Linked DNA regions of Homo sapiens: region 2 is linked to region 1. A link is a loop called in an ENCODE intact Hi-C map of the cell type or tissue named here. Cell type or tissue: mammary epithelial cell. All regions are shown on one strand. Each heading gives the region's core, and the rest is flanking DNA. Links, peaks and the distances in the headings are about the cores only.

The links. Peaks named below come from ENCODE experiments on the same cell type or tissue, not always from the same donor. Only the 100,000 strongest peaks of a DNase experiment are listed, where the experiment ranks them.
Region 2: it touches region 1 in a loop (5-fold over the local background); 4 of 110 quality-filtered maps call a loop at or near these places.

What each region holds. Positions count from the first base shown.
Region 1 is chr14:50,618,289-50,621,204 of GRCh38, reverse strand. ATL1 (atlastin GTPase 1) reads right to left here. Exons shown (of 14, transcript NM_015915.5): 9 at 479-606. Among named protein-coding and RNA genes, the nearest start is that of SAV1, 49 kb to the left of the region's middle. In mammary epithelial cell, for the core only: a CTCF peak has its summit at 1,455; no DNase peak of the experiment used is centred there.
Region 2 is chr14:50,559,230-50,562,145 of GRCh38, reverse strand. It overlaps ATL1 (atlastin GTPase 1), which reads right to left and starts at 2,001. Exons shown (of 14, transcript NM_015915.5): 1 at 1,847-2,001. The coding sequence starts at 1,880. It also overlaps a transcript of MAP4K5 not described here. RefSeq lists a silencer at 1,307-1,666 and an enhancer at 1,408-1,907. In mammary epithelial cell, for the core only: a CTCF peak has its summit at 1,842; DNase peaks (open chromatin) are centred at 1,145 and 1,615; H3K4me3 peaks cover 2,038 bases; H3K27ac peaks cover 2,096 bases.

The DNA.
Region 1 (2,916 bases), core at 243-2,742:
CTATCTAAGGAAGGTAAACAGGTAAATGCAAATTTAAAATAATTCCACTTCATATTGGCTCTTGGTGCAGAGAGTAAGAAATGGGGAAGTATTTTCTTCAGTAGGAAGGTATCCCCTTGGGGAAAATCTTCAGAATTATGAAGGTAAAATTCAGAATAGACCATGGACCCTGGGAAACACCCCATCCCCCCAAAAGACTTTTCCAACTCTTACATTCATATTTCAAAATACAGCTCCCTCAAGATAAAAGGGGACAATAATGTTACCTATATGTAGTTTCCTCAAAAGAATAATTTCAGAAAGTAAGCTTTCTGAAAGGTTTTGAAAAAGCTTTTTAGAAAGGATTTTTAAAATCCTTTTTATAGATTCCTCGTACCTTTGCTCCCATATTATCGGGTCTATAATTTTTGTTTATAGGAATTACGATCCAATATATGTCAAATCTATCCCACGAATGCTCTAGAAATGAGAGTGATACCTTGAAGTACTCCACCAGACCCCGGCAGGTGATTTTATTCCCATTGATCTCTTTAATATCTAGGCTCTCGGGACTAAGTAGCCAAGGAATCAGTATTTTCAAGTTTTTGATGAATTCATCATCTATTTCTACAAGTAAAAGCAAATCCATTATTATTTTTGGAATCCTTCCCAGTCCTCCATGCCACAGAATAAAACATCCTTTGATCTCCCCCATTTCCTCCCCAGTGATAATGCCATCACTCACTTCCCCATCATTTAAGCGACTCCTGAAACCTGCTCTTCTCACAGTGAATGATTCTCCTTGCCCAAATTTCCACTCCCGTTTCATATGTATCTTGTCTTCCACCTATAAGTTAGCTTTCTTGATATTATAAGTTAGCTTGCTTGATTTTACATGTATGCTTTGTATGTAGCCCATTCATATAACCAGTTCAAGTTTTGTTTTTGCTTTTTTGTTTGTTTGTTTTGAAATGAAGTCTTGCTCTGTCGCCCAGGCTGGAGTGCAGTGGTGCAATCTCAGCTCACTGCAACCTCTGCCTCCTGGGTTCAAGCAATTCTCCTGCCTCAGCCTCCTGAGTAGCTGGGACTACAGGCACACACCACTATGCCCAGCTAATTTTTGTATTTTTAGTAGAGGAGGGGTTTCACCATGTTGGCCAGGATGGTCTTGATCTCTTGACCTCATGATCCTCCCGCCTCGGCCTCCCAAGGTGCTGGGATTACAGGCATGAGCCACCGTGCCCAGCCATAACCAGTTCATGTTTTAAGTCTTGTTTGTGGTTTTATATATATAGGCTCATAAATGGGGAAGAGACCAGATTTTTACTGGCTTATTATAATGCATTCCCTCCAGAAAATGTATCCAAAAATTGCTCCGTGCATAGCGTGCCCACCTTCTAAGAACTGTACAAAACTGGGTAAGCTGTGGTAACTGGACTGCAGAGTTCAAAAAGATAGTGACAATGATGCTACCTCTAGTGGTGGAACTCAGCAACACAAAATAAAATAGCAAGAAAAGGCCACTTAAGCAGATGAGAGGTAGTATGAGTATGTAGTTGTCATGTTTGATATAATTGATTACACATAACCCAAGCTGTAGCAGTAGGTTAAAGCTTAACATTACAGACTTAGCAAAGTAATATAGAAAACAGATCACGAGAGAAGTCTTCTGAACACAGGGACAATTTCTTAAATTGTTATTTCAAATATATGGAAAAATTGGGGCCGGGTGCAGTGGCTCCCACCTGTAATCCCGGCACTTTGGGAGGCCGAGGCAGGTGGATCATTTGAGGTCAGGAGTCTGAGACCAGCCTGGCCAACGTGGTGAAATCCTGTCTGTATTAAGATATAAAAATTAGCTGTACACGGCTGGGTGCAGTGGCTTACGCCTGTAATCCCAGCACTTTGGGAGGCTGAGGCGGGTGGATCATGAGGTCAGGAGATCGACACCATCCTGGCTAACACGGTGAAACCCCACCTCTACTAAAAATAAAAATAAAAAAAATTAGCCAGGCGTGGGTGGCATATGCCTGTAGTCCCAGCTACTCTGGAGGCTGAGGCAGGGGAATCGCTTGAACCCGGGAGGCAGAGGTTGCAGTGAGCTGAGATCACGCCACTGCACTCCAGCTTGGGCGACAGAGGGAGACTCCGTCTCAAAATAAAAAAAATTAGCTGTACATTGTGGCACATGCCTGTAGTCCCAGCTACTCGGAAGGCTGAGGCAGGAGAATCGCTTGAACCTAGGAAGCGGAGGTTGCAGTGAGCCAAGATTGTGCCACTGCACTCCAGCCTGTGCGACAGAGCAAGACCCTGTCTCAAAGAAAGAAAAAAAAATATATATATATATACACACACACACACACACATACATTATATATATATGGAAAAATACACATACTATGTAAAAAAGCAAGATCTGTCCAGTGACTTGCTTGATTTCTAAGTAAATTCAGTAACTGCCTGTAATTTTTAAAAATCTAAATTTTAGCAGAGTTAGAGTTTTCAGGCTTTGGGGTTGGTGATTTTGAAGGCCTTAAAGATTCAAAACTTAAGACTGTGTTTGCATTTTCCCCTTTATTATAGCCCCAGTTATAACATTGGGGCTACATTGAAATACTATTTTATGTTAGAATTTGTTTTCTTTACTTCTTTTATAACACACACAAGCATGATGCTGGATATCTTTCCAAGTTATTTTGTTTCATGTTTTGTGCCACTTTGAAATTCTAGTGACCGTGATTTACAGGTACTTGCAGTGGAGTTTATTCACTTATTTTGCTGTTTGCATTGTACCAATTTTCACTGATAATTTTGCTTTGTACTATATATAGATTTATTATTGTGGTTTGCTTTTTAGTTACTAGTATTCACTGGACTACAATACTGATATTTGTATTTATGTTACCACGTTCCTGTTTTGTGTTTTATTGCCTGCCA
Region 2 (2,916 bases), core at 322-2,821, 59 kb after region 1:
GTGAACCCGGGAGGTGGAGCTTGCAGTGAGCCCAGAAGGCACCACTGCACTCCAGCCTAGGCGACAGAGCAAGACTCCATCTCAAAAAAAAAAAAGTTTATAGCCAAAGGAAATTCTGCGCAATAATGATCCAAAGCTTCATAAAGGAGAAAAATTTTAATCCTCAGAATACATTTTCACATGCTTCTGTTAACAGGGTGGAGACAACAATTCATGGAGACTGAGACCAAAAGTGACTTGAATATACGCACCCTAATTGTGTGTGTTCAATAAATTCCTATTCTAGAGGCCAAGAGAACGGGTGGAAAGGGGATACACTGCAAATGCTTACTTAAATTTCAGAAGAAGGAAATAAAACTTATTGCAATAGTCAGGTAGGTCTGTTAAAACTGAAGTTTCATGATCTCAGAAAATGGAACCACTTTCTCTTAAACTCAGCTAAGTCATGACAGACCTCCCCGCTCCAACTCTCCATGCCTACCACAAACCTTGGATAATCTCCCAAATGTAAACCTTGTCTACCGTATCCTGTGACCATTAGAACAATCAGAGGCAAGGAGATACACGGTCTTTTGATTAAAGTAAACTGAAATAACCAATTAAAATTTACATTTGTGCCTCTCGCTCAAATAAACAGTTATAGAAGAGCTCTCACTGAGATGTGGAACAGAATCAAGCAGCTCTGAACTTTTCAAATAATAACAACTGTTATTTCCAAATAACAATTTCTAAATAACAAGCTGATGAACAAAATATTTATTTACCCACCAAGCCACAGTAGCCTGAGACATTCTCTGGTTCAGATAATAAAATAAATGCCTTAGAGGGCTTTCGTTCCTAAGATGCTGGTGAGTTTAGCACTGTGACTGCAAGAAATCGGGAACCTACGACAAAAAGACGCCCAGCCTGCCCACACTAACCGTCCAGAACTAGGTCTGGAGCAGCAAGGCGGGCGGGGCCGCGATTTCTTCCGCATCGCTGCGCCCGTTCTTCTCCGCCTGCGTGAGCACCGCCCACCCACTCGCGGTGTGAACATACTGGGTCTCGCCTCTCCTTTCCCCTCCCCTCGGCCTGGTGCTGAATCATGAGCCCAATGTCTCCAAAAGGTAAAATCAAAGAACAAAGCCACCCTTGGGGCTGGTCTGAATGGGGTACCACGTCGGGGTGGGGCAGAAGGCTGGAAACCACAACTTTGCTCTCCTTCTTCCCCAATTCCCCCACCCAACCCCCAAATTAAGAGGAGTACTGCAGTGCTCAGGAATTCCCAAGAGGGTGGCCCTTCTCCCAGTTGCTCGGTCTGCTACCGTCCGTCCGGGACCCGGCGCGCTCCGCCTCATTGTTCCAGCGCGCCGCCCGCCGCCCGCCGCCGGGAGCCCGCGCCCTGCAGAGCCAGCGAGTTGGCGGCTCCCGGGGAGGGGGGTTGGGGCTTGGCCTGCTCTAGATCCCCGACCCCTCGCCCCTCTGGGGCCGAGTAACAACAGCCCCCTGCCCACCCCCATAGCCTTCCTCCCAACCGATCGCTAAGGCGGAACCCACAAGTCCCCGGAGGCGCCTGGTGGGTGCTGTCCAAATGCTGGGAGGAGGCGGGAGGGGGGTGGGGAAGAAGGAGCTGGAGGCCCGGCCTGCGCGAAGCTGCAGCCCTCACCCCGACAGCGCGATTCGGTGACGCGGGTACCGCTCGGCCATGGTTCCTCCGCCCAAACAGGGAGCGGCTCGGCTACGGCCCGTCTCCCAGCCGTGGACGCAGGCACCTAGCAGCCCTTGGCCCTCCCTGTCTCCACAGAAGCAGAAAGTGGAGGGCCAGAAGACCCCGTGCAGGCTGCAGAAGTTCTCATTTGCTACTCACCCCAACTGTTTCTGTCCCTGCGGTTCTTGGCCATGGTGGTCCAGGAGCTGGTGGCGGTGAGGCGCTGTCACTGCGCTCGCTGCCTTCTCCGGGGCCGCAGGTTGCTGGCGGTGGGAGGCTCCGTGCCCGCGCTGGGCGCAGTTCGCTCAGACTCTGAGGATGTTGCTGTGGCGCTGGTGGGAAGGAGTGGGGAGGAAAAGGGAGGAGAAAGCAGATGAACCAAGCTCAGCATCACAAGCCCGAGTTCACACAGATACCAGCGTCACACCCTCCCTACCTCAGTCCACCCCCAGACCGTGAAGACAGTGATAGACCACGTACCGCAACATTTTCAACGGAAAACACAAACAAATAAACAGCACCCCCCTCGAACACACTCTCAAAGAATTTAACAGCGTTATCAGAAATACACAAACCGATATACTGCATGATTCTGGATGTTCAAATACCTGTTTCAAGCACGGTTATACATTAGTACAAACAAGCTGGCAACATTTATATAGCCAAAGTAGCTAAAATAATGTGCATTTATCTACGAGGCACCCATTTTTTTTTCCATTTTAAAAGCAAGGTCATGTTAGTAAAGAGGGTATCATGCATTTTTGTATATGTATACTGAGTAGTTTGTCTTAAAATTAGAATAGCAAAATTTATATCAAGAAGATCAAGATAAATGAAAGCTGTAGATTCATTACGATCTGTAACTCAATATCCACTGGGTAAAATTTCCCACTAGATTTGCAAAGATAAGGTCCAGACCTATAGTCCAATAGCAATTATTTGAGCTGAAATCATACTACATAGTCTGGGTATGGGTGGGCCCTGGCAGCCATAAAGGTTGCAGACAATTTTGAAAGGAAAAGAAAAAAAATAAAAATACTTTCAATCTTTCCCTTTTCACTGCTTTCTCTCTGCTACAAACTTAGTTGTTTTCAGTAACCTGGAAACACTGTCCCTTTATACTACCTCAACCTCAAGATACCATCATGCCGTCCCTTACAGTTTCCTTCTGCCATTTGGTTGTTACTCACACTCTGTACTGATCGGTTCTTAGGAGATCACTGCCAGCC